4 separate regions of the Mus musculus genome follow, and regions 1, 2 and 3 are each linked to region 4. The links are chromatin loops, found by intact Hi-C in ENCODE. Cell type or tissue: heart. All regions are shown on one strand. Each heading gives the region's core, and the rest is flanking DNA. Links, peaks and the distances in the headings are about the cores only. Region 1 overlaps Gad2 (glutamic acid decarboxylase 2). Region 2 overlaps Apbb1ip (amyloid beta (A4) precursor protein-binding, family B, member 1 interacting protein). Region 3 has its middle 52 kb from the start of Apbb1ip. Region 4 overlaps Gm39767 (a long non-coding RNA gene).

Evidence for each region. A loop is a pair of places that touch in the nucleus more often than their neighbours do. Peaks named below come from ENCODE experiments on the same cell type or tissue, not always from the same donor. Only the 100,000 strongest peaks of a DNase experiment are listed, where the experiment ranks them.
Region 1: a loop joins it to region 4, with 4 times the contacts of the local background. A loop is called at or near these places in 10 of 42 quality-filtered maps.
Region 2: it touches region 4 in a loop (5-fold over the local background); 26 of 42 quality-filtered maps call a loop at or near these places.
Region 3: it touches region 4 in a loop (11-fold over the local background); 38 of 42 quality-filtered maps call a loop at or near these places.

The regions. Positions count from the first base shown.
Region 1 is chr2:22,624,322-22,630,396 of GRCm38, reverse strand. It overlaps Gad2 (glutamic acid decarboxylase 2), which reads right to left. Exons shown (of 16, transcript NM_008078.2): 4 at 5,366-5,599; 5 at 916-1,006; 6 at 337-449. Among named protein-coding and RNA genes, the nearest start is that of Gad2, 5.0 kb to the right of the region's middle. In heart, for the core only: no CTCF peak of the experiment used is centred there; no DNase peak of the experiment used is centred there; H3K27me3 peaks cover 763 bases.
Region 2 is chr2:22,861,393-22,867,467 of GRCm38, reverse strand. It overlaps Apbb1ip (amyloid beta (A4) precursor protein-binding, family B, member 1 interacting protein), which reads right to left. Exons shown (of 14, transcript NM_019456.2): 11 at 477-575. Among named protein-coding and RNA genes, the nearest start is that of Gm52503, 29 kb to the left of the region's middle. In heart, for the core only: a CTCF peak has its summit at 2,619 (motif pointing right); no DNase peak of the experiment used is centred there.
Region 3 is chr2:22,719,029-22,725,103 of GRCm38, reverse strand. No RefSeq gene overlaps it. Among named protein-coding and RNA genes, the nearest start is that of Apbb1ip, 52 kb to the left of the region's middle. In heart, for the core only: a CTCF peak has its summit at 3,054 (motif pointing right); no DNase peak of the experiment used is centred there.
Region 4 is chr2:21,955,757-21,961,831 of GRCm38, reverse strand. Gm39767 (a long non-coding RNA gene) reads left to right here. Exons shown (of 6, transcript XR_866004.1): 2 at 2,712-2,929. Among named protein-coding and RNA genes, the nearest start is that of Gm39767, 5.4 kb to the left of the region's middle. In heart, for the core only: a CTCF peak has its summit at 3,300; no DNase peak of the experiment used is centred there; H3K4me3 peaks cover 400 bases; H3K27ac peaks cover 552 bases.

The DNA of each region.
Region 1 (6,075 bases), core at 1,727-4,226, 670 kb before region 4:
GTGTTAATTGATGCTTTCATTTCACCCATTCCGAGAAATGCAGCAAGGGTGAATTTACTTATTAGTATTCTTTTGAACAGCACTATCCATACATGTTATATGCATGGTCATGGTAGAAGTACAGGGCGATATCATGTTAGACTATATTCTGCTGAGCACAAGTAACTGGCATTTAAGCATGGGATTAGGAAACTCCAAAGTGTGTTCAATGGACTAAGCCACACTCATTATTTTCATAAATGCAGCTTAAGTGACCTGCTCATAAACACAGAATAGATGTTTATAACATAGCATACCAGAAGAACAAAACAGAGGAAAAAAATGAAATATATATACCAGGAGAAAAGATTCCATCGCCAGAGCCCCCGGGCCAGCCAATGATTTCTCTCATTTTCTTTAGTGTAACATATTCTAGCAGCACAAATACAGGGGCGATCTCATAGGTGAACCTAAAATATATAAATGACCATATTTTATGTATATAGCTCAGATAAATTATTTACTATTGTAATATCACAGAATTTCTTGTTTTTTAAACATTCACTGATGTAAATATTATAATATAAAATATAAAATTATGTATACAAGATTTATGAAATATTGCTAATTTTTCTGTTGCCTTAAAGGCAAGATATTCAAATATTGGTATAATGTGCAGGGCTAGTTTATCACATTGAATGCAGAATATTACATAGTAGTACTATCTAAAAGGCAACATTGGGCTTTATTTCTCTTTCATGTAATGTGCTATTTTAAATCAAAATGTTTAAAAGTCTCCTTTGCATTTTAAATATTTGCATAGTTTGATAAAATGAAAAACACATCAAGGTTATTTCTTTAATTACGCCAGAGTGAGAAGAATACATAATACAAAGGGATTTACACAAAAGAGGTTTTGTGTAATCAGTTACTTACATGTTAGTGTTTGCTGTTGATGTCAACCAGTCTGCTGCTAATCCAACCATATCCAATCCAGTAGACAGCTGATTAAAATATCGGGGATGCCCTGAAGAAAATGGAATTAGGATTGCAACCAGTGAAAATAATTATCTCCCAAACATATGCTTTTTATATCTAAAGGATCTTGAAAGACACTTCAGTTACAAGAGATGCATATTCCATAATCAAATATGCAAATGTGCCTGTGAGCACAAGACATATGATCACATGCACATATGTGCACACACGCTCAAGAATCCTTCTTCTGACCAGGGGCTTCTTAGGGCTTAGTATTCCCTAGAATATACTCTAAAGAGCTCTCAAATAGTCCTATAAAAATAATATATGCTTTGCAATGTGAAGATTAGATCATTTTGTACTATACTTCCAATATAATTGCAAACAAAAACATTATGGTATTCCCAAATCATTCTTCCTATTTGCACTGATACTGATAACAGTCCTTTTGTTGAGTTGTGCTGAGAATCAGTCATACCATGACAGCCTTCAGGCATGCCAGCATCCATAATAATATCAGTGAAAATGACTGATGATTACAAAGACAAGACAAAAATGAAAAAAAAAAAGACACTCTGCTGAGTGGTTAGTCTTGGATTCAAAGGTGATGAGCATCTAGAGATGGCATAGATAAAGCTAATTCTTGACAGTTCTCTGTCTGAATATTTGATCATAATCAACAGGGTCCCTCCTAGTTGAGATTTAGAACAAAGTTGAACAGTCAGCATTACTGCCTTGTTGACAGATACGTAAAAAATATATTTCACGGAGACTGACCCATTAAAAGGATTATCTAATTAACTTCTAGATTTCTCTAAAATTCTGTAAGTAGATTGACATCTATTTATACCCTCTATACCCTGGAGGCTGTTATTTGAAATGTGATTATAAATATCTCATTGGAAGCTTGTTTTCCCATCTTGTCCTGTAGAAGCCTAACAATAGATCCATGTTCTGTTTAGCAACAGCAATTTGGGAGGAAGCTTAATTATGGAAGTGGTATCTGATAAAAATGGTATCTGTCATTTGCTGGACATCTGTCCAGTGCCTGTGATGTGAGTCTCACATCCCAAGTGTGGGCAAAACAAGATAAAGGACAGCACCAAAAAAAGCACATTCCTTATCTCTGGGACTAGATGGCTCTCTTATCAGGCCCAGGCATGCAGCTATAGAGTTTGACAATGGGAACAGACAGGCAGTGGGAAGGAGCATATTATAGAGGCACTGCTATTTGTGCACCTCTAGTTAATTCATGGCATTACATCTTTTATGGCCGCAAATCATGTCCTGCCCCCTTTTCTCTTCTGCAGTCCCTTTGATTCTGACTTCATCAGTTTACTCATTCAGAAAAGGTATAATGTCCCTCAGCGGCTGCAGTTGCTGTTGCGAGATGCCACCCCCTTCTCTCTGCCTCATTGACTCCCCATTTCATTGTAGCCCGAAGCAGACATCATAGCCTACTTCTCTCCCCAGAGGGCCCTCCACTCTTCTGTCCCCAAATCATTTTTTGAGTGTGAAAATCAATCTGGATTTATTTTATACTTATATGCATTTCTAAATGAACCTACCTATTACCACACGGGATTTAACTGTGGAAATTCTGGCAGAAAAAATCTGTATAAAACAGAGAGGAATTCTAAGGAGTGTGCAGGAGCTCTGAACAAATACTCATGGTAAACTAAATGCAAGCCTGATGTTTCTGTTACTGGGTTTCCTTCCCTCCATCTACTTTTTTAAATTTTTTTTAAAATTTTTTTACCTTGGTCTACAATTTTATCTGACGCTCTCCTGCGCCACAGCTTTCCTTCACTGTGAAACTACAGAGCTAGGTAGTTTGACAGGTCAGAACAGCATGCCATTTGGGGCTCTGGCAGAAATATCCCCCTAATTACGTTTGCTCTGCTCCTGTGGGCTCTGTGCACTGCCTCTGGTGGTTTCCCACTGCACCCATCCTGGGCTGCCTGAGAGCCTAAGAAACAGTTCCAGCAGAGCTGGCATTCTGCAGTGGCCCCTGGCCCATGTGATATGAGCATGAGGAGTCTCCTGCACAGATTAGCAAATGAGTCCTAAAGGATGCACAAAAACTAGTACCTGGCAAATGAGACCTGGTTCTCCTCAGTCAGATGGAGAGAAGCCAAAAGTCCTCTAAAACTGTGTTCTGTGAACTGACAACCCACAGAAGGATGCTCCTCCTACATTTGTTCATTTCCCTTTGTCTAAGGTTTCTCTTAAGGGTTGAAGACTAAATTAACATTACTCTATGCTCCCCAGCCCCCAGACAATGCAAATGAAGAAAGCAATCCCAGAAGATACCATTCTAGAATCCTACTATTCATGGAGGTTTCAGGTTCTAACATTTCTTTACAAGTGATTTAAACGTGACACAGACACCTCATTTAAAAATCTCCACTACCCTTCAATCCTTTCTAAAGTTCAAGGCCAGATAAAAATTAGGTTAAGAGGGACCAGGTGATATGGTCTTCAAAGGATCATAAGAATATTGGATGGTGACAGGGAGGGCAAATGTTTTGATAGACTAGGTAGTGTCAGCTGCCAAACAGGACACTAACAGCATAAGAAGCCACAAGCTTTCCAGTTGAAGACAAAAGCTACCTATGATGATTTTTTTTTGAAGTGCTACTTAGAGATATATGGGCAGGAGACAATACATGGAATCAATAATATTGAGATATTCATCCTAATCTAACAGATTTTCATCTTCACTTTAAACGAGATGCACCACAGCAATATTTGACTAACAGTTTTTCAAAATTCATAACAAAAATCTGATAATTTAATGGACCCATTTATTCCCCAAATAGAGCATTGGTACACAGGACTATGACTTCCATTGGCTGGCAATTCCCATTGTCTTAATTCTAAATGCGTTTCAAAGACTAGCTAGCAGCTTTTAAAAACTAAGAGGTTAAAAAAAAAGTATGTATTCTTTTTTATTTGTGAGCAGAATAAACAAATGGTAGTAGTTTCCATTAGCATATTTAAATGTAAGGTGTGGGGAATGGGTCAAGCAGAAAAGGATTAAAAGCATTGCTCCAGTTTGTGTGGATGCGTATGTGCAAAGTAAGTGGGAGCAGAGTATCTTTTCATGCCTGACATGTGTATCCTGCTGGCTTTTCAGGAGGAGTAACTGACCATATCTAAAAAATATCTATAATCCATGGAAATCAACAAGTTAAACTCATTTCCCCTCATATCTATTTGCACCTCTACATTCTTACAAAGTGGATAATAATTACACAATAAATCCATTTTCCGAGGCTTCTGTGCAAACCTGTTTCTCTAACCATATAAAGAATGCTCAGGCGAGAAAAGTCTAAACCATTTTTGTAGCAAAAATGTTAAAATGTTTGTGGTTTGTTATACTAACAAACTACCCACAAAATGGCAGCATAAAACATGACGTTTGCAAGGTAACCAATGGTTACTTAATACTTCACATTTGTTGCCAGTAAATCTTTTTAATTCTACAAATCATTGTAAATCCATAAGCCTTCCCTCCTCCAGCTCAGAAAGGTATTTATATTTATCACTTTACTCTGTTTCACAATGTATCGAGATGATCAGAGACAATGTAGGAAAAAAAGCCCTACACTCAGGATCTGGCTGGAAGAAAGCTGTGGAGGTACTCAAATGATGTTGCACCTGGACTTCAGCATCGTTTTATCCTGTTTTAATGGCTGCCTTGAGACTCTAATAGAGTATTCCACACATGTTTAAAATGGCCCCTTAAACGTGTTGGTATTCTTATCCACATACTCAGTAGCCGTATAGGAGACAAATCCTTGAGTAACACTGCTGGACTGCTAAGCTAGTCTATATTGTGGTGTGTGGGGATGGGGGTGGGGAGGGGTGCACACCCGGGAGTGTCTCCATAATTTTTTTCAAACCAGGAGAAAAATTGGAATTCAAACCTAACATTTAGTCTTTTGAAACAACGCTTTTTAACATTCTACCTCCAGCCTGAAGATTACGTAGGCTGGTTAGCTGGGGTTCTTGACTAGTTCCATGTCAAGGAAATTGCCAACAATGCCCTGGAGTTCAGGCATACTGGATTCCGTCTTTAGTTTTTCCTGGTCCCCTTTTACATTCCCCTTCTTTCCCCATTTTGGGTCGTTTGTACTGGCTCCTGCTGACAAATGGTTGCTTCTACAACCTCCGATTAATCTCCGTGCCAATCTGACAATTTATACCCCGATGACAGCTCGGTTATTATTAGCAAGGTGCCTTTGAATCACTCCAATAATGACTATTTTTAAGCGAATGTAACTTTGCAATTTTGAAAATAACACGACCCATCCAACATAGGAGAAACGGCTTTATAGGAAAAAAAAAAAGGAAAATTGCAGAAGGAAAAAAAAACCCTTTATTATTGCTGGTTGCACAGTACCTGTTTTAATTGCATATTTTAGAGTTGTTTGGCAATGCGTCAAAATTTCCTCCAGATTTTGCGGTTGGTCTGCCAATTCCCAATTATACTCTTGAAGAAGCTCATTGGGGTAATGGAAATCGATCACTTTAGTTGATCTATCGAAACTTTTCACCACGTACTGAAGCAAAATGTTCATAACATCTTGTAGAAATGCCAGAGTGGGCCTTTCTCCATCACACGCTGGCAGCAGGTCTAAAGAACGGAATGGGAAGGACACTTTAGACTTCACTACGCAAAGATACAGGCAATTCCTGAATGGGCAATTTTGCTTTGAACTGATTTGATTAGCACTGTATACACAGTACTCAGGAGGCTGAAGTAAGGGGCTCTCTGGGAATTGGAGACCAGATCGGGTTAGAGGGGAGAAGACCCCGTTTCAAACAAAATCAGAGCACCTGGAAACACAAGCGAATAAAATCCCCTTCTGGAATTAAGTCTCGTATTTTATTTGTAACATATTATGTTGCTTGGCTTATTATTTTCCAAAAAGAGTGTCTCAATTTGTCTGTTTCACAAGCGTTTGTTCTACATTTGAGTAAATCATCTTAATGGTTTGTCAATACTCCACTTCCGAAATGTTTGAGAAACGCCTTCGGGCAAACCAGGAAAGGCCGTTCAAGCCAAGTTATGATCTCTGGCTTTTTTTGGAGGACAGATGTTTCCAAAGT
Region 2 (6,075 bases), core at 1,250-3,749, 910 kb before region 4:
ATTAGCAAAATTAGCAAATTCTCCCATCTACACACTAGAGGACAGGGATAGCCACAAAATGCCAATCACAAAATTCTGATCATGTAACTGTTGAGTTAATCGGCTTCGTTTGCTCTCTCCACTTTCTATGGTGAGATGGAACTCAGGACCCCACACATGCTAGGCAAGTGCTTTACCATTAAGGCACAGACCTTTGGCCTGGTCTCGAGTTTCTTATCTGCACACCTGTGTTTGCAATTCTCCCTGTGAATATGAACAGTTGTTTTTTTTTTTTAAAGTCAACTCTGATTCTCTTGCCAGAGGACAGGTGTGTGCTTGTATGGCAGTAAGTGAATGACTCCACTTACTGATGGGTAGAAAGAAATCAAGAACAAATAGACGAGATAACATCTGTACCCAGAAATGCTGAAACGTTGGCCTTAGTTAACAAGCTTCTTGGCTGGCCCAAGAACACATGAAGGTGAGCACATACTCACCTTGGCGATCCTTATTCCCATTACCCATTGACTGAGAGTTCTTGCGTCATCACAGCAGAGATACTTGATATATTGAGATTCCTTCTGAATTTGAGGATGCTACAAAGAAGCAGTTTTGAAGACAATTAATAGATGCAATTTATTAAGAGCCCAAACCACTGTTTGAAAAAAAAACTCAAAGAAAAACTATGACAATATATATGATTTACTGAGATGGTGGCAAAGGCAGTTTTAGGATCAGGAAGAGCCGAGGTGTCATTATGAAGCCCAGGATGGCCTTGAACTCATGATTTTCCAATTTAGTCTTCCTGATAGCTGAGATCACATGTTAGCATACCCAGCTTTTAAGAACTGCTAAACTGGCAGCCCCACAGCACAAGTCTGCAACCTCAGCTACTAGAGAGGTGTCTGAGATAGGAGGACCACCAGGTTGAGATCTGCTTGAGAAATGTAATGAGACCCTACCTCAAAAGTAAAAGGTACTGAAAAGGCTGGGTGTATAGTTCAGTGGCAGCATACTTGCCTATCATCTGTGAGGCCCTGGGTTCACCCCCCAGCACTATTAAGAAAGAGGCCCAACTCTGATCAGATTTAAGGAGCCTGTTATATGCTTTAACCATAAGGACTTCTTATATGTCAGTAATAATTGTATTTCTCCCTTCTAAATGCTGAAATCCGTTATATATTTTATATGTCTGTTCCTCATTGGAAATCAGGTTGCCTCTCTATCATATAAGGGGCTTACCTAGTAGGCATTTTACGTTACAAAACTGGTGCTTATAAAATTAGTTTTATTTGTGCCAAAATTTAGTCCAGGTGTCATTTCTTTCAACAAGAATACAGAGTTTTGCAATGATCTATCGCTCTTTCCTAATGGTGGTTTCACATCCACTTGGGCACATCCTCTGCAGGCATGATGGCATTCAGAGTGTTTCTATCTGTCCTTAAGTGGCCATCAACAGTGTGTGTACAGGGGTTATATAGGCCCCCAGGAGTTTACAAGAGAACACTGATGTGGCAGACACAAAAAGATTGCAACTCTGTTTCTGGATTCTCTAGTCCCTGTAGCTTTTGTTTCTGTTTGGCTTTTACATATTCAGCTCTCTATCAGATGGGAACTTTGCCTGTATTATTTTTTTTGGAAGATCCCTGGTGCTTAGCACATGCCTGGCATGTAGTAGAACCTTAATCTGGGTGTCAAAATAATTTTTTAAATATATAAATAAGCATAGTATTTACTCTTATATCAGAAAAGTTGAAGTCATTGGGTCAGAGGCTGGTAACCAAACCTAGGATCTGAAATGTGTGTGATGTCAATTTTCATGGGCCATTGTAACTTCGATTACATTTTATTGTATAAAAAAATACCAACTAAAACAACTGTTTTTGTGTGTGTGTGTATGCACGTGCGTGTGTGTGCGTGTATGTGTTTGTGTTTCCTTAGAGCAGCCTTATGAAGCTCAGGTTGGCCTTGCTAGTCTGAGCATAAACTAGTGGCACTAAAGATCAGAGCTATCAGGAGATCTAGGAGGCTTCCATTGGCAGAAACGGGCTGAAGCCACAATCCCTCTCTACGGTGCTTCATAGAGCTTCCACTTGCATTGAGCAAACTCACTGACCTTTAGGAAAGTAGTTAATCGTCAAAGGTGATCTGAGCTTTTGAGCTATGCCTTTAATATGCTGGAATATGAGGGAGAGCATATGGTGTGGTTTCCCTGCAAGCTTTGTGCTTGTTGTGTCCCACATCGATCCTCTGCAAGACACATAGTCTGCAAGGGCTTTAGTTATTTCTAAATTTATTTATTTCTGTGTTTAAAAATGATAAAAATTGATATTTGGAGAGCTTCCTGTTTATTTCTTTATCCACTAGAATTTCTGAGTTTATATTGAGTCATTGAAGACAGCACTGTATTTTAAAGATACTACAGGAATAAAACAACAGAAAATGTAAAGGATTCCTGTCTGTGGTCTTTTCTAGCAACTGAGAAAAGTTGACCCTTTTAATTGGATTGCTTCCTTTACTGACTCGGAATTTGCATCAGCCTGGCCTGGAAGCCAGCTAGTTCCTTGATTGTCCCTCTTAGATTCCTCTTTCCTGACGACGCCAACCAGTATGCAGACTGTTGCTGTAGTTCTCCAGTTGCGCCAGGAGATGGCGGCAAACACTTTTGGATGGCTGCCCCACACTGTGTTGTTCCTCTCCTGGGCATATACCCAGAAGATGTTCCAACTGGTAATAAGGACACATGCTCCACTATGTTCAAAGCAGCCTTATCTATCTATTTATTTATTTAAATTTTTAATTAGGTATTTTCCTCATTTACATTTCCAATGCTATCCCAAAAGTCCCCCATTACCCCCCACCCCCCACTCCCCTACCCTCCCACTCCCCCTTTTTGGCCCTGGCATTCCCCTGTACTGGGGCATATAAAGTTTGCAAGTCCAATGTGCCTCTCTTTCCAGTGATGGCCGACTAGGCCATCTTTTGATACATATAGCAGCCTTATTTATAATAGCCAGAGCTGGAAAGAACCCAAATGTCCCTCAACAGAGGAATGGATCCAGAAAATGTGGTACATTTACACTTTGGAGTACTACTCAACTATTAAAAACAATGAATTTATGAAATTCTTGGGCAAATGGGTGTATCTGGAGGATATCATCCTGAGTGAGGTAACCCAATCACAAAAGAAGTCATTTGATATGCACTCACTGATACTTGTCATGATATTAGCCCAGAAACCTAGAATACCCAAGATACAATTTACAAAACACAAGAAAATCAAGAAGAAGGAAGACCAATGGGTGGATACTTCATTCCTCCCTAGAATAGGGAATAAAATGTCCATGGAAGGAATTGTAGAGACAAAGTTTGGAGCTAAGACGAAGGGATGGACCATCTAGAGACTGCCCCATAATCAGCCACCAAATGCAGACACTACTGCATATGCAAGCAAGATTTTGCTGAAAGGGCCCTGATATATCTCCTGTGAGGCTATGCCAGTGCCTAGCAAATACAGAAGTGGATGCTCTACAGGATGGAACACAGAGCCCCCAATGGAGGAGCTAGAGAAAGTACCCAAGGAGCTGAAGGGGTCTGCAACCCTATAGGTGGAACAACAACACGAACTAACCAGTACCCCCAGAGCTCGTGTCTCTAGCTGCATATGTAGCAGAAGATGGTCTAGTCGGCCATCATTGGGAAGAAAGGCCCCTTGGTATTGGGAACTTTATATGCCCCAGTACAGGGGAATGCCAGGGCCAAGAAGTGGGAGTGGGTGGGTAGGGGAGCAGGGCTGGGGGAGGGTATAGGGGACTTTTGGGATAGCATTTGAAATGTAAATGAAGAAAATATCTAATAAAAAATTTAAAAAAATAAAATAAAAAGGAATCAGGTGATAACAAAAAAAAAAAAAAAAGAAGTTCTCAGATTTCAGTACTGTAAACCTTACGCCAATAATCACGTTCTAAAGGGGATCTTGACATTGGAAACATCAATCAAACCAAGTAGTGTGGTCCAATAGCATTGAGTAACCTAAACGTCAGAGTGTTCAAGTGTGAATCAGGCACTTGGTAGCTAGAATGTGACGTTCTGTAGATGTCTGCAGCATCCTCAACAAAGAAATCTGCAAAACCAAATCAAGGGCTCACCGTTCAGTACCAGGACCTCAGATGCCCGACTTACAACAGAGTCTCTGCTCTGACTAACATGTGAGCAGGACATTGGCCAGTAATTAATATTTAAATTCTTCCTATGAAAGCACAGGGTGAGCTCGAGGGAATGGCTCAACAACTGATAGGGTTTGCTCTTCAGTCATGAAAACTACCAGTGTTTGGATCCCAGCACCCCCATAACAAGCTGGGTATTCCAGCTCCGAGTCGGGTGGGGTTTACTGGCTTCTACCTAACTGAGAACTGAGGTTCAGGTTTAGGAAGAGACCCTGTTTTAATGCAATAGACATAGAGTCTTAGAAGAAGATGTCAGATGTCCTCTTCTGACCTCTATTTGTGTGTACTTGCACACATGTATACACATACATTTACATAGATACTACAGACATGTAAAAATCAGTAAAATCACGAAGAAGAAAGTGTCTAATTTTTCCTTCAGAGATATTTAGAAATTTGATATTGTTACCTTTAGTTTACTCTTAATATTAAATATTCCATTTTTTGGGTTTTGTGCATATCATAGGAGTCAAGCAAACTGTGCAAAGTGCACCAGTTATTTGTGTCGAGGTGTCCACTCCACTTAAGAAGCACAGTGAACTATTTAAGTATGTTATTCACCTAACTACAGGAAAACGTGGTTGTACCCAGAAATCAGGTGGCTTTTAATATAAAATAAAGGGCCACTACATTTCTTCCAATCCTCTAACTTCGTGGTTCTGAGGTGAGCTATCTGGTTGACACCAAGTTCACACTTCAGAGGTTCTTCGGGCTCTGTGACAAAGTCTCAGAGCCTGTCACAATGCTAGCCTTGGTCACCTCACCTTACTTACTTCTGTATAACTCAGCCTTTGATTGAGAAATTACTTACAAAAGGGCTTAAAGAAAACACAAAATCAATGCCAACCAGCTGGAATCTTCCTCGTGATCCTTGTCTCTGATCTTGAATAATAGAAGCTCTGAGTGTGTAATGTCAAGGCCATTGCAGAACATTCTTGCTAAAGGGGATCCTAATGTCCTCTAAACTCACAAATGAGGAAAGAGAGCATCAGACAAGGTTAAACAACTTGACTTGGGGTAAAGGTAACATCAGGATAAAAATTAGAATAAAATCCTCTTTTGTTTAAGCCCTGGGAGTTGACAATATAACCCCCAGGCATGTAAAAAGATGGAACGCAGAGACAAATGCCAACAAAAGTGTGGTTATTCTGTGATTTCATAATAAAAGTTTGAAAAAGACTGAAAAATCATATTGAATGAGTGTTAGAATGTTTGGAGAATGTCAATAAATTCCATGGAAGGTTTGGAAAGAGGCAGAATCTAAGGTGGAAAGGAGCTGAGGCAGGACTGTTTCTAGGCTCTGGTGTTACTGATATTTTAAAACTGCAATGATGCTGAGGTTGACCTAGATGATGAACTTAAGGATGACCAGACAAAGGAAGGAGTAAGGAAGACGCTGATAGAAAATCAGGACTGCTGCTTCAAGGATTGGAAGATGAAGGGATCTGAGGCTGATCTCTCTGTTCAGAGCTTGGTAAAGCACGTGGCTATTACAGATCTGTGTCCGCTGAAAAGTAAATGCCACCTCACTGTGTATGAAGCAAGTTTGTAGATGTCAGGTTAAGATGAAGTTATATTGAACTGGTATATGTCCTAAATCCTATGACTCTCCTTCCTTACAAGAAGATGAAGAGAAATAGATGCAGGCACACACAGTGACAATGATGACCGTGCGCTGATGAACAAGGGGACTAGTGTCATGTAGCTTCAAGACAAGGAATTCGAGGGCTGTTGGAAACTTCCAGAATCCTGGGGAAAGGCATAGAACAGATGGCTCCAGACTTTTCAGGAAGTAACTCAGCTTTTTTTCTTTGTTCCTTTTTAAGACATGATCTCATGCTACCCAGGAGAGCCTTGACTGGGACTCCTT
Region 3 (6,075 bases), core at 2,001-4,500, 760 kb before region 4:
TGACCCCTGTTGTTAGGGAAGGCTGAAAGAAGCTGAGGAGAAGGGCAATTCTGTAGGAGGACCAGCAGTCTCAATAAATCTGGACCTCTGAGATCTCTCAAACACTGGACTATCAAACAGTCAGCATACATCACCTGATATGAGGCCCCCAACACACATACAGTAGAGGACTTCTGGGTCTGTTGTTCATTCAGAGATGATGCACCTAACCTTCAAGAGACTGGAGACCCAGGGAGTTTAGAGGTCAGGTGGGGTGGGAGGTAGGGGCAGCTATATGGAGATGGGGTGGGATGGGGAGGAGGTGTGGGATGTGGAGCAGTCAGAGGGTGGATGGGGTCAGGAATGGAATATGGAGTGTAAAAATAAATTAAACATAAAATAAAAATTAAAAAAGACAACATTTAATTGGGGCTGGCTTATAGTTCAGAGGTTTAGTCCATTATCATCATGGTGGGAAGCATGGTGACATGCAGGCTGACATGATGCTAGTAGCTGAGAGTTCTACATCAGGATTGGCAGGTAGCAGGAAGAGCAAGCTACTGGGCCTTGCTTGAGCTTCTGAAACCTCAAAGGCCACCCCCAGTGATACACTTCCTCCAATAAGATCTTGCCTACTCCAGCAAGGCCACATGTTCTTTCAAACAGTGCCACTCAGAGAGCCATTTTCATTCAAATCACCACAGTTCCCTGAGCCTTGGCTGAGGAAGACTGATATAGATGACTCATTTGTATCTGAGCACTCATGGTTATTTACACTCAGCACATTGCCCAGCTGTGAGTCTCTGGCCTTAAGCATGACTCACTGCAATGAGAAATTTCTCTGATCAGGGCGGAAAGTAACACAAATCTTCGAGTATAAATGTAACTATTTATAAGGAAGTTGGGCAGTGTGACCATTTGATAATACAGCAGAAGTCCTCTAGAACCTGTGAGTTCTCTAATCATAGGCTTTGGACCAGGCCTACAGTGAGTGCCTGGCATGAACTTCCTCCTAGGGAGCAGGAGTCACAGCCAATCAGAAGGCTGTTGAGGGGAGGGAGGGAGTGGAGTCTGGAATGATAGCTCAGTGGTTAAGAGCCCTTGTGCTTGGAAAGGCCCTGGGTTCGTTCTCAGTATCTACATGTTCTTTCCAGGCAGCAGCCATGCTCATGGTATACATAAATGCACACTGACAACCATGTCATACACATGAAATACAAATAAATCTAAATAAAGAATAAAAAAAAGAAAATGGTCAGTTACTCCCATAGCCACATTCTACTATTGCAACATTGGTATATCTTGCCTATATATAGGGTGGGTATTGCTGCTTGTAGAGTCCAGTGCTTGGTGTCTTTTCTCCTCAAGTAGTCTGCATGACTTCTTCTGATACTGTGTAAGCTAGTTAGCAGAAAGGAGTGTTTATTGGTCCGTTGAGGTTGGAGTTTTAAGTTTTTCCAACATGCATGAGAAGACTTTATTCCAGCAGTTATAAACAAAATAAAACAAAACAAGTAAACAAAACATATCTTCAAATTGGATAGCTTTAGAACCAGAACAGGTCCTGAGAACTCCAACAGTGTGATCTAGCAGTACTTACTGCAAAGAGCCCGAGGAACAGAAGCAGTGTAAGTGGTTATGCTCATTTGATTAGTGGCTGCAACCAAAGCTTGTGATCAGCTAGAGCACAGATACTGCAACCGGAGCTTAGTGCAGGCCCTGCTCCAAGCCAATCTCTGTATGATTTGAATATGAAACATCTACCCAAAAGGCTCATATACTGAGGCTTGCTCTTCAGCTGGTGGCACTATTGACAGGCAATCATGAGGGTGCCACTTCATTATGGGTTAATCCATTGTTGAGTCTATACCGAATCAGCTCTTAGAAGATGGTCTGAAGGTGTGCATTTGCACCGTCTGTTTGGTCTGTGGTTTCTTACTGTATCTCTTTACTTCCTGTCTCCTATAGCATGTATGCACATTTCCTAATTTGTACTGTTTGCTGTATGGTAGTAGAATTCTACTTGATCAAGTTTGCAGTATGCTTCTGTGCTAAAACACCATGACTAAAAACAACTGGGGAAGATAGAGTCTGTGTCATTGTCTAACTCCTGTATCAGGATGCATCACAGGCAAGTCAGGGCAGGAACTCAGGCAGCTACCAGGAGGCAGGACCTGAGGTAGGGACTGTGAAGGGATGCTGCTTACTGGTGTGTTCAGCTGCTTTTATACACAGCCACTTGTCCAGGGATGGGTGGGCTGGGCCATCCCATTATAATAAATAATCAAGAAAATGATCCACAGATATGCCCAACATAAATTCTTTAATTGAAATTTCTTTCCAGGTATGTTAGGTTTCTGTCAAACTGAAAAAAAATTAACCAACACAAATTGACCATTGTCAACTTGACACACAAATACATCACTATTAAACCATAATCTTTTCTTTCTTGTCTATCTCCAAGATCTCATGTTAGTATCACAAGTAAAACATACAATAACTTTACCCCCCCCCATTGTTTGAAAATTTACAACATTTTAGAAGTTCAAATTCTCTTTAAAAATACAGTCTCTTAACGATGGGCTCCTGTAAATTCCAAGATATGTCACATGATTTCCGGAGTGAAGTGTTAGAGCACAGTTCCAATCAAATCAACATACAACCAACATTATCTATCCTACCAGTCAAGCCTGGAGCTCCATTTCCAGCATCTGGGACACTCATGAACTTCTATGTTCTGAAGAGCTTTGGCAATTCCACTTCTTTGGCTCTGGCATATGAAGTACAAACAGCTTGTTTGGTGGGCTTGGTTTCACTCCACACCTGCTGCTGTGCACAGAGGTTGTCTCAAGTTGGTTCAGACATCTACAATGATGAGCCAGCATCTTCAAAAATGGACTGGTCTGGCCTCTTCAGGGACTTTGACATTGTCACATGGTGCCAAGCCTCAGCTTCTCTCAATGATCCTCCAGTCTTGGGTTTCTATTGCAGCTGAGACTACATCTCCAACAATGGTCTCTCTTTAGAGACTTCCAATGCATTATACAGCAAAGGTTGTTATTTCACACTTGACCACTGGGGGGAAGTATGGCATTTCAAACATAGCGCACAGAGCAAGCAGTCAGGCCATTTCAGTATGCCTGTGACTCAGACACACTTTCTTTTGATTTAAATGTGCTCAGATCCACCCTGTGTTTGTGAAAGGAAATGGAGGACTATAATTACGTAAGAAGAATAGATAAAACGGAAAAAGAAAAGCACTTCCATTTCTAAGAATCACGATAGAGAATTAAAGACGAAAAGTAAGAAAAATGGCACGAATACCAAATGTTTTTCTGTGTGTCCTTAGTAATAGAGGTGAAAGATGTGCACAAGCTAGAACTTTGCTAATGCCGAGGAGAGCTCACAGGAAGTGTGGGTTAGAGCCTCAGAGCCTCACACAAACGTGGTGGGGCTGCTCTCCATATTTCCTTCCACATGGGAGGACCAGAAGATAAGAAAAAGACTGACAGAATATAATTTTCCTCAGGTAGGATGATCCCCAAGACAGAGAAGTGAACACTAGAGAGAAAGAATTTGAGTATAAACACTGCCTGAAATAAATGGTGGCTGAGGAGATAAACTGCTCTAGGAAGACACTGGAATGGTCAGACCCTGCAGGGGTAATGAGCTGAAACTATAGGGGTGTCAGTGAACACCAGTTACCAGAGCGTAGTAGCATTGGTAACAGTTTCCAAATATTGACTAAATGCTAAAATGAGCTACAACAGTGGCAATATAAAAGGGCATCAGGTGGTTTCATCTCAAGGAGTCAGTGTTTAGAGAACTATAGTTTTGTGATATGATTATAAGGTAGAAAGGATTGAGAAAGAAACATACATCTTTAAGCATTCAACTCAATGTTGGTTTGCTATGTTTCTGTCAAATATCTATTGGTTATAGACTAAATACTTCATGAGCTTTCCACCCACAGTTACATTGTACACTAAGGGAAGGGACCTCACAGGGAAGAGCTGCCTGGCCAAATGCAGCTCATCCCTTTTCTTTCAGTTCTGAGGAAATGTATTCCAAATGAAGCCTCAATGCAAAACATATTGCTGTCATGAGGGCATAATTAAATTGTACTTAAAATGCTTGAAACTCTAGGTAGAAACATTTCCTTAAAATTCATATTTTAGATGTTCAACATCCTTAATCATCGGGGAAATGCAAGTCAAAACAACCCTGAGATTCTACCTCACACCAGTCAGAATGGCTAAGATAAAAAATCCAGGTGATAGCAGACGATGGGGAGGATGTGGAGAAAGAGGAACACTCTGCCATTGCTGGTGGGATTGCAAGCTGGTACAACCACTCTGGAAATCACTTTGGCGGTTCCTCAGAAAACTGGACAAAGTACTACCAGAAGATCCAGCAATACCACTCCTGGGCATATACCCAGAAAATGTTCCAACTTGTAAAAAGGACACATGTTCCACTATGTTCATAGCAGCCTTATTTATAATAGCCAGAAGCTGAAAAAAACCTAGATGTCCCTCAACAGAGGAATGGATACAGAAAATGTGGTACATTTACACAATGGAGTACTGCTCAGCTATTAAAAATAATGAATTTATGAAATTCTTAGGCAAATGGATGGATCTGGAGGATATCATCCTGAGTGAGGTAACCCAATCACAAAAGAACACACATGACATGCACTCAGTGATAAGCAGATATTAGCCCAGAAACTTAGAATACCCAAGATACAATTTGCAAAACACATAAAACTCAAGAAGAAAGAAGGCCAAAGTGTGGATACTTTGTTCCTTCTTAGAATGGGGAGCAAAATACTCATGGAAGGTGTTACAGAGACAAAGTTTGGAGCTGAGATGGGAGGAAGGACCAACCAGAGACAGCCCCACTTGGGGATCCATCCCATAAACAACCACCAAACCGAGACACTATTGCATATGCCAGTAAGATTTTGCTGACAGGACCCTTGTAAGTCTATGCCAGTGCCTGGCAAACACAGAAGTGGATGTTCACAGTCATCTATTCCAATGTAGGAGCTAGAGAAAGTACCCAAGGAACTGAATGTGTCTGCAACCTATAGAAGGAACAAAAATAAGAACTAACCAGCACCCCCAGAGCTCATGTCTGTAGCTGCATATGTAGTAGAGGATGGCCTAGTCAGCCATCAATGGGAGGAGAGGCCCTTGGTCTTGTGAAGATTATATGCCCCAGTACAGGGGAATGCCAGGGCCAGGAAGTAGAAGTGGGTGGGTTGGGGAGCAGGGCAGGGGGAGGGTATAGGGGAGGGGACTTTCAGAGAGGAAACTAGGAAAGGGGATAGTATTTATAATGTAAATTAAGAAAATATCTAATAAAAAATCATATTTTAGAAAAAGCTAGTGAAGTGACTTGAGATTTTCTTACAGGAGTTTGAAAAGATGTTGTTCTAGCTAGATACATCAGCTTGATAGGAGCTAGAGTCATTAGTGAGGAAGTAGCCTTAACTGGGAAAATGCTTCCATAAAGTTGGGCTGTAGGCAGGCCTGTAGGACACTTTCTTAATTACTGATTGATGTGGGAGGAGGGCCCAGTGCATTGTGGGTGGAGCCATCCCAGTGCTAGTGGTCCTGGGTTCTATAAGAAAGCAGTCTGAATAAGCGATGGAGAGAAAGCAAGTAAGCAGCACTCTTCCCTGGCCTCTGCATCAATTCCTGTCTCCAGATTCTCACCCTGTTAAGTTCCTCTCCTGAACTCAATGATAGACTTTGGATGTGGAAGCATGAACCAAATAAACCTTTCTCTCCCCCAATTACTTTTAGTCATGGTGTATAATAATTTTGATCAGAGTGTAGAATAATTACCAGAACATGGGGCAGGAAGTAGAGAAGCCTAGAAGTTTAACTCATATACGTACAGTAGGTAGATAAGAGTAAGAAGCTCTGATGTGATCACCCCCGCCATGAAGCACCAGAAACAAGGAGCCAAGTCAACCCAACTCTTCCCCTAAGTTGGTCCTTTTTCAGATTGAAAGTCTGGTACCATCCAAATCTAATGGATGGGTTTGGCAGACCGGTGAGTCAAAACTGTGTAGGGCAAGGATGG
Region 4 (6,075 bases), core at 2,267-4,766:
CCCAAACTTAGCTGCCTTTCATGGAAGTATCCTTATACAGACTGGGCATGCAGGATAAAGCAAACCTCCTTACATCAAACTATTTGATGTTATTAATATAGACAACAAAAATCAGGAAGCCCTGTTTAGAAATGCAATTTAAATGTAAACACAAATTTCTTGGGTTATTCAGAAAGTAATGTAGCAGCTATCATGTGGCCATGGACATAGAGCATGTGTGTGGACTTTGTATGAGCCTTCTGAGGGATGCTATGAGACATGATTTCTTTGATGGCTATGAAACTCTCATAAGAAAGTTACTGAAGTACAGACCTGGTCCTCCAAAGATGGCATTGCAGAAGGGATTGCCTGAAACTATCTGCCACCCTCCCCCTGCAGAGTCTGCAAGGATGTAAATGAAGACTCTCCTTGGTCTTGAGTTAATATGAAAGGCCACACCTGGTGTTTGTGAACTGTGGTTTCTGGGCTGACTCTGGCTGGGCTGGCAAAAGCAGTGTTCTGTTACAGAATAAATCTCCTCTGAGCAGTGGCAAAAGGTTTGTCCTAGAACAGCTGAGCCTACTTCGGCCTGGGATCTGATCTGCTCAGAAATATACTATGTTCCCCTTGCTCTCTCTACAGCTCCAGACTCTTGGCCAGGGAATAGAGCAGAGCATTGACATTACTGCATCATTTTCATAGAAAACAACTTTAGTTTTGGTTTTTATATTATTTGAGTCTTTTTTTTTCCCCTGAAATTCTAAATATGTAGTTATCTAGAAATGGGTGCTTGATCAATACTTATAGTCTTTGTTCAAGTTGCAATAACAAATAACCAAAGACTGGTCATCTTAAACAGCAAACATTCAACTTCTTACACTTCTGTGTTCTAGGTCAAGATGAAGGGGCATTTGGGCAGCACCTCCTGCACTTTCTGACTTGCAGAGTGGGGTCTTCCTGAGGTGTCTTCACATGAAGGCCAGACTACAACCTCCCACCCCCAATAAGGACCCAATAGCCCCAGCTGTGTGGGCTCTACTTTTAAGAACTTGACTACAAAGATGCCATCTCCCAACAATGTCAGCTAGGACTTAGGATTTATGCATATGAATTTTAGAGAAACAAACCCCCCTCTAAGCCCCTGATATAATGATCAGAGTTTGTAGGTTCAAATCTTTTAGGGATCTATTGTTTTTCAGCCACACTCCCATCAATAATCTTACCTGGGAGTTCTGCTATTAAGTTCACAAAGGTGCCTGGAAGGGAGAAGGTGTTACAGAATTCTAATTACAAGGTGATCACAGTTGTTTGCCTCCTTTCTTTTGTGTCTTTTTAATTTAGCAAGCTAATTTTATATTTTTGTGGTTTTCTCTCTACTCTAAACAATGTGAAATGCTGCCTTTCACTTAGCCTAAATACTGGCCAATAATTAATTAATTAATTAATTTTTTAAACTGAATCCACAAGAGACACCTTGTGTTTCTCTTCATATCACCACAGGAAGGTGTGCCTGTCAGGGCGAATAGTGCAGGTCATTGCTGAGTCTCCTTCTTCACCCGGGCAGCAGTCTGCAGAAGCTGCCCTGGAGTGACCATTGTGAAGCTGTTCTCTGCTGCATGTTTTCCCCACAGCTCCCCACTGAAACATGGGCAGCCTGAGAGCGCCCATGGTGAAAGTGTTTATAGCCTGGAAATTGACAAGTGCTGCTGTTAAACCTGTCCAGCATGAGGTATCAGCTTTCCCACTGACTTTTGAGAAATGCTGTTAAATGTAGATAGGGAAATGATGTTGGTTGGGCATAGTAAGGAAGCAAAATTACATAGGGTTGAATTCTCATACGCTAGTGCAAATGTTTACTAATCTGTCCAAAACCAAGTTCCAGCACCAAAGCTTAGGAAACTGGGTGCCAATGAAAAGTCAGGGCCCTCTGTGGCCCACTAAGAATCTCAGAGACTAAGCAGTACAGAACGTAGTGGTGAGACATGTCCAGACAAAGGAAGCCAGGAGAAATCTTAAAATAAGGTCAATAAACACCTATCTACTAAAGGTTTCCACTGAGCACTTAGAGTTTCCAGGGAAATGCAGGCTGCAGTGTATCTCTGCAACAGTCCTCCATTCTGGAATGATATTCTTGTCAGTGGAAATGATCCAACTCCTTTTGTGGATTTTACACCAACTATGTGACCACAACCCTTATACCCTGGAATGCACCTTTCTCATCCAGAAAATTAGACCTCTGTTCTCTGAGATTACCCTCTGAAGCATAATTTAGTTATTATTACACAATAATAATCTGTAGAAGGATAATGGTGTCAGAGCCTGAATGAAATCAGCACGTTTATAGTTATTTTCAGGTGTATGTTTTGTTTTCCCTATACTGTGGAACTCTTTAGTACACAGCCTCAATCTCTCTTTCATCTTTGTCTCCTCTGTGCTGGATACATGCTAGATATTCAGAGGATGTCTACTGGATTAGCAAATGAGTCGTAAACACTCTTATAATAAACCAGAGACTAGGTAAACAGAATTTAGAATTATAGAGAAACTCCCATCCCTCATTACACATTTCCATTGGAGTTTCAGGAGACACCAACTATTAAAACATACTCTATTTTTCAGATCCTGGAGAAAAGTAGAGACAAGGCTAAGGTTCTGAAGAACAATGTCCTTCCCAGGGCTGGTTCTGGTTCTTTCCCAGCTTTTGGAACATCAGGCTCCATTTTGTTTTACAGAGCAGTAGGACTCTGGTTTTGACTGTCAGATTCCTGCAGAGGCATGGCTTTGAGCTCAGTAGACCATCTTAGCCTCTATTTGCAGCCATCGCTGGAATCTTGGGAGACTGCAGCATCTGTACAGTGCACTGGGCATTTCAGGAAACTGCTTGACTAAGTAAAACACAGCTATCAACCTGTTGTTGAGAAAATCTGACTTACGGAACGTTTTCCTTCAGGTATGTTGAACCCTAAGGACTGAGGGAATGTTTGGTCACCAGAACAGATGTGCCCTTTCATATCATGAACAAATGCAGAGCTAATCTTGCTTTCCATTGTGGCTTGTGCATTGACTCCGATTTGCTATGTGAGTTTTCTTCTTAAAACTATCAAAAAACAAGTCATTTATTGTCAAAAGCTCCCACAAGGGGCACACAAGGGTGTTCTGCTTTTAAATAAATTTCTGTAGCAAAGCCCACTGTCATTTTTGAGACAGTGACGTACGTGGAGAATTATTCATTTCCTGTCTGTCAGCTCCTTCAGAGTTCAGATCGCTTGCTTGGTGACAGTAGTTTAGTTCAAGCCAACTCAATGCTGCACTCAAGTGGTCAATTCTATGTAGCACAGAAAGAAAACAAGACAAAGAGCCACTGCTGATCAGAAACAAGGGAGTTACCAAAATCCACTGCTCACCTTGAACCTTACATAGAACAGACTGTGAGATAAAATGAGCCCAATAGATGCCCTTGCAGAATCTGTATGATGTGTAAAGAATTCAGAGTAGGAGGCAATTAAAGTGCCAGGCTTTTGCTGTCAAGTCAGAAAAACAAACAAACAAACAAACAAACAAACAAAATAGCTTTCTTTTGCTAGGTATAGTAGCTTGGGCTGCCATCTGTGGTATCTTAGAATTTGTAGAACATCTACCCAGTCCCTCTGGCTTACAGAGTCTCCAGTGAGATGTCAAGTGTAACTCTTGGGCCATGGTCATTTTTCCCCTGGAGCTTTAATATTCTCTCTTTGTTCTATACAGTTAGTGCTTTGATTATTATGTGCTAACGTGGGTTTATTTTCTAGTCTGAGCTATTTGGTGTTCTGTATGTTTCTTGTACCTTGATAGGCATCTCCTTCTTTAGATCATGAGAATTTTATTCTATGATTTTTGTTAAAAAAATGTTTTCTGAGCCTTAGACTTGTGTTTCTTTTCCTTCCTATATGCCTATTATTCTTAGATTTGGCCTTTGCACAGTGTCCAATATTTCATGGATATTTTGTGCCAGGAGTTTTAGAGTTTAAACATTTTCTTTTACCAATATATTCTATTCTCCTGCTGTGTCTTGAATGCCTGAGACTCTCTCTTCCATCTTTTATATTCTTCTAGTGAGGTTTGCCTCTGAGCTTCCTGCTCAAATTCCTAAATTTATTCATTTCCAGATTTTCCTCAGTTGGGTTTCTTAATTGATTCTATTTCTGCTTTCAGGTCTTGAACTGTTCTTTTCATTTCCTTCCACTGCTGTGTTGCAGATGATTTTTTAAAGGGGTTTATTTGTTCCCTCTTTAAGTACCTCATTATATTCATAAAGGCTGTTTCAAGGTCTTTTTCTTGTTTTTAAGCTATGTTGGAATACTGAGGGTCTGCTGTGTTGGGGTTGCTGGGCTTCAAAGGAGACTTATCATCCTAGATGCTAATGAATGTGTTTTCATTCTGGATTGTAAGTATCTAGGATTTGGAAGATTGTAGTTCAAGGTGCTGATATTTGGTCTTCTCTTTGTTAGGTGGATTTTTTTCCTTTTGTTTTCTGTTGCCCTCTTATTCTTAGGAGAGTGTGGTGGCTGTGTGTTGCCTGATAGGAAATTCTTCTGTGGATACTGTGCTTCCCTGGTGAAATGTGTTTCTGGTATTGGGAGCTGACACTTAAATGGGGATGGTTTGGGGTGGGGGACTGAGCAGCTCCACAGGAGAGAGTAAAGGAGAACATTCCACCAGGATGTAGTTAGTGCCATAGAATAGGGACAGAGAGTCAGAACAAACACAGGTGAAGGTCTGCTACCTAAGAAGGAGGAGTATGGGAAATTGGACTTAGTGGGCCAGAGGGAAAGGTGAAGATCTGCTTCCCTGGTGCATGCGCTAATGTGCTATAGTTAATTTGTTAAAATCTCAGCATATAACTACTCATATAGGTTTATGAGATACAGTGCTCTGTCTCTGACTCTCTGTCTCTGTCTTTATCTCTCTCTCTATCTCTCTCTCTCTCTCTCTCACACACACACACACACACACACACACACACACACACACACACACACAAATCCAAGCAGAGTAAATGGAGCATCCATTTTCCCAGAGGAATAGTATGTTTATGACACATACACAGGCTACTGGGGAACATCACAGCATGACAGATCATTCTGTACATACTTCTAAACACCAGTATACAGTATATTATTTCCCTTCCATAAGTGTCTCTTCTGTGCTTGCTTCACTCAAGGACAAGTAGCTGAATTAAGCACACAGGATGAGTACAAAGGTTGAAAAGAGTGATTCCTAAGGCCAACCCTGACCAGATGTGTAGCTAGATGTGTGAGCCTCTCCAAGCTGTCCCTTACCATGTGTAATTGCATGCCATAGCTGGGAAAAGCCAGATGAACAGCATGCACTGCTTTGCCCTCGTGTTTCCTGCAATGCTGCAGATTTAATAGGGTTCTCCTGGGCCCTATTTATATCATGGCAAATTCTTTCTGGCTTAGGACACATACTGAAATGCTGTAGAATTTTAGCACTTTTAAAATTGCGGTGGCTCTATGTGCAATGGAACCCTGCTGACCCAAGACAGATAATTTGCCTTCATAAGCACCCAGCTTTGGACTGAGCTGTGACTCAGGCTGTGCCTGCATGTGGAGATGGAAATGAATTTAAGCAATTTAGTAATCTGCTCTTGACTTCACGAGGTGCATTTTGTTTGATTGAATCTCTCCTTTTGCTGAAAACTGTATGGTAGTTTGCCTGAATTTTTCACAATTAATTTTCCCCTATTTAAAATAACTTTTATTTTAAAACACCACCACCAATTAACCGTCCTCTGTAGTCTGTAGTCTGGCTGAGGTTGTAAGCATTTTCCAGAGAGCTTCATGTTTACTGGTTCATGCGTTTCTCTGAAGGTAGTCTATTCACAGAGCATGTGTTAGTACATGTACTTTTTCTAAAAGGAAGTAGAGAAGAAAGAGAAATCGATAAGGGGAAGAAAAAGAAGGAGAAAGGCGATTTTCTGTCTTTATCCTTATCCTCAAGAAAGATGCAGTGTTAATGATCCTATTGCATTTAAAATTCCCTGCGCAATTTGCGGGGTTCCAGTCAGAGAGGATTCCCAGTCTATTCATGTTATGG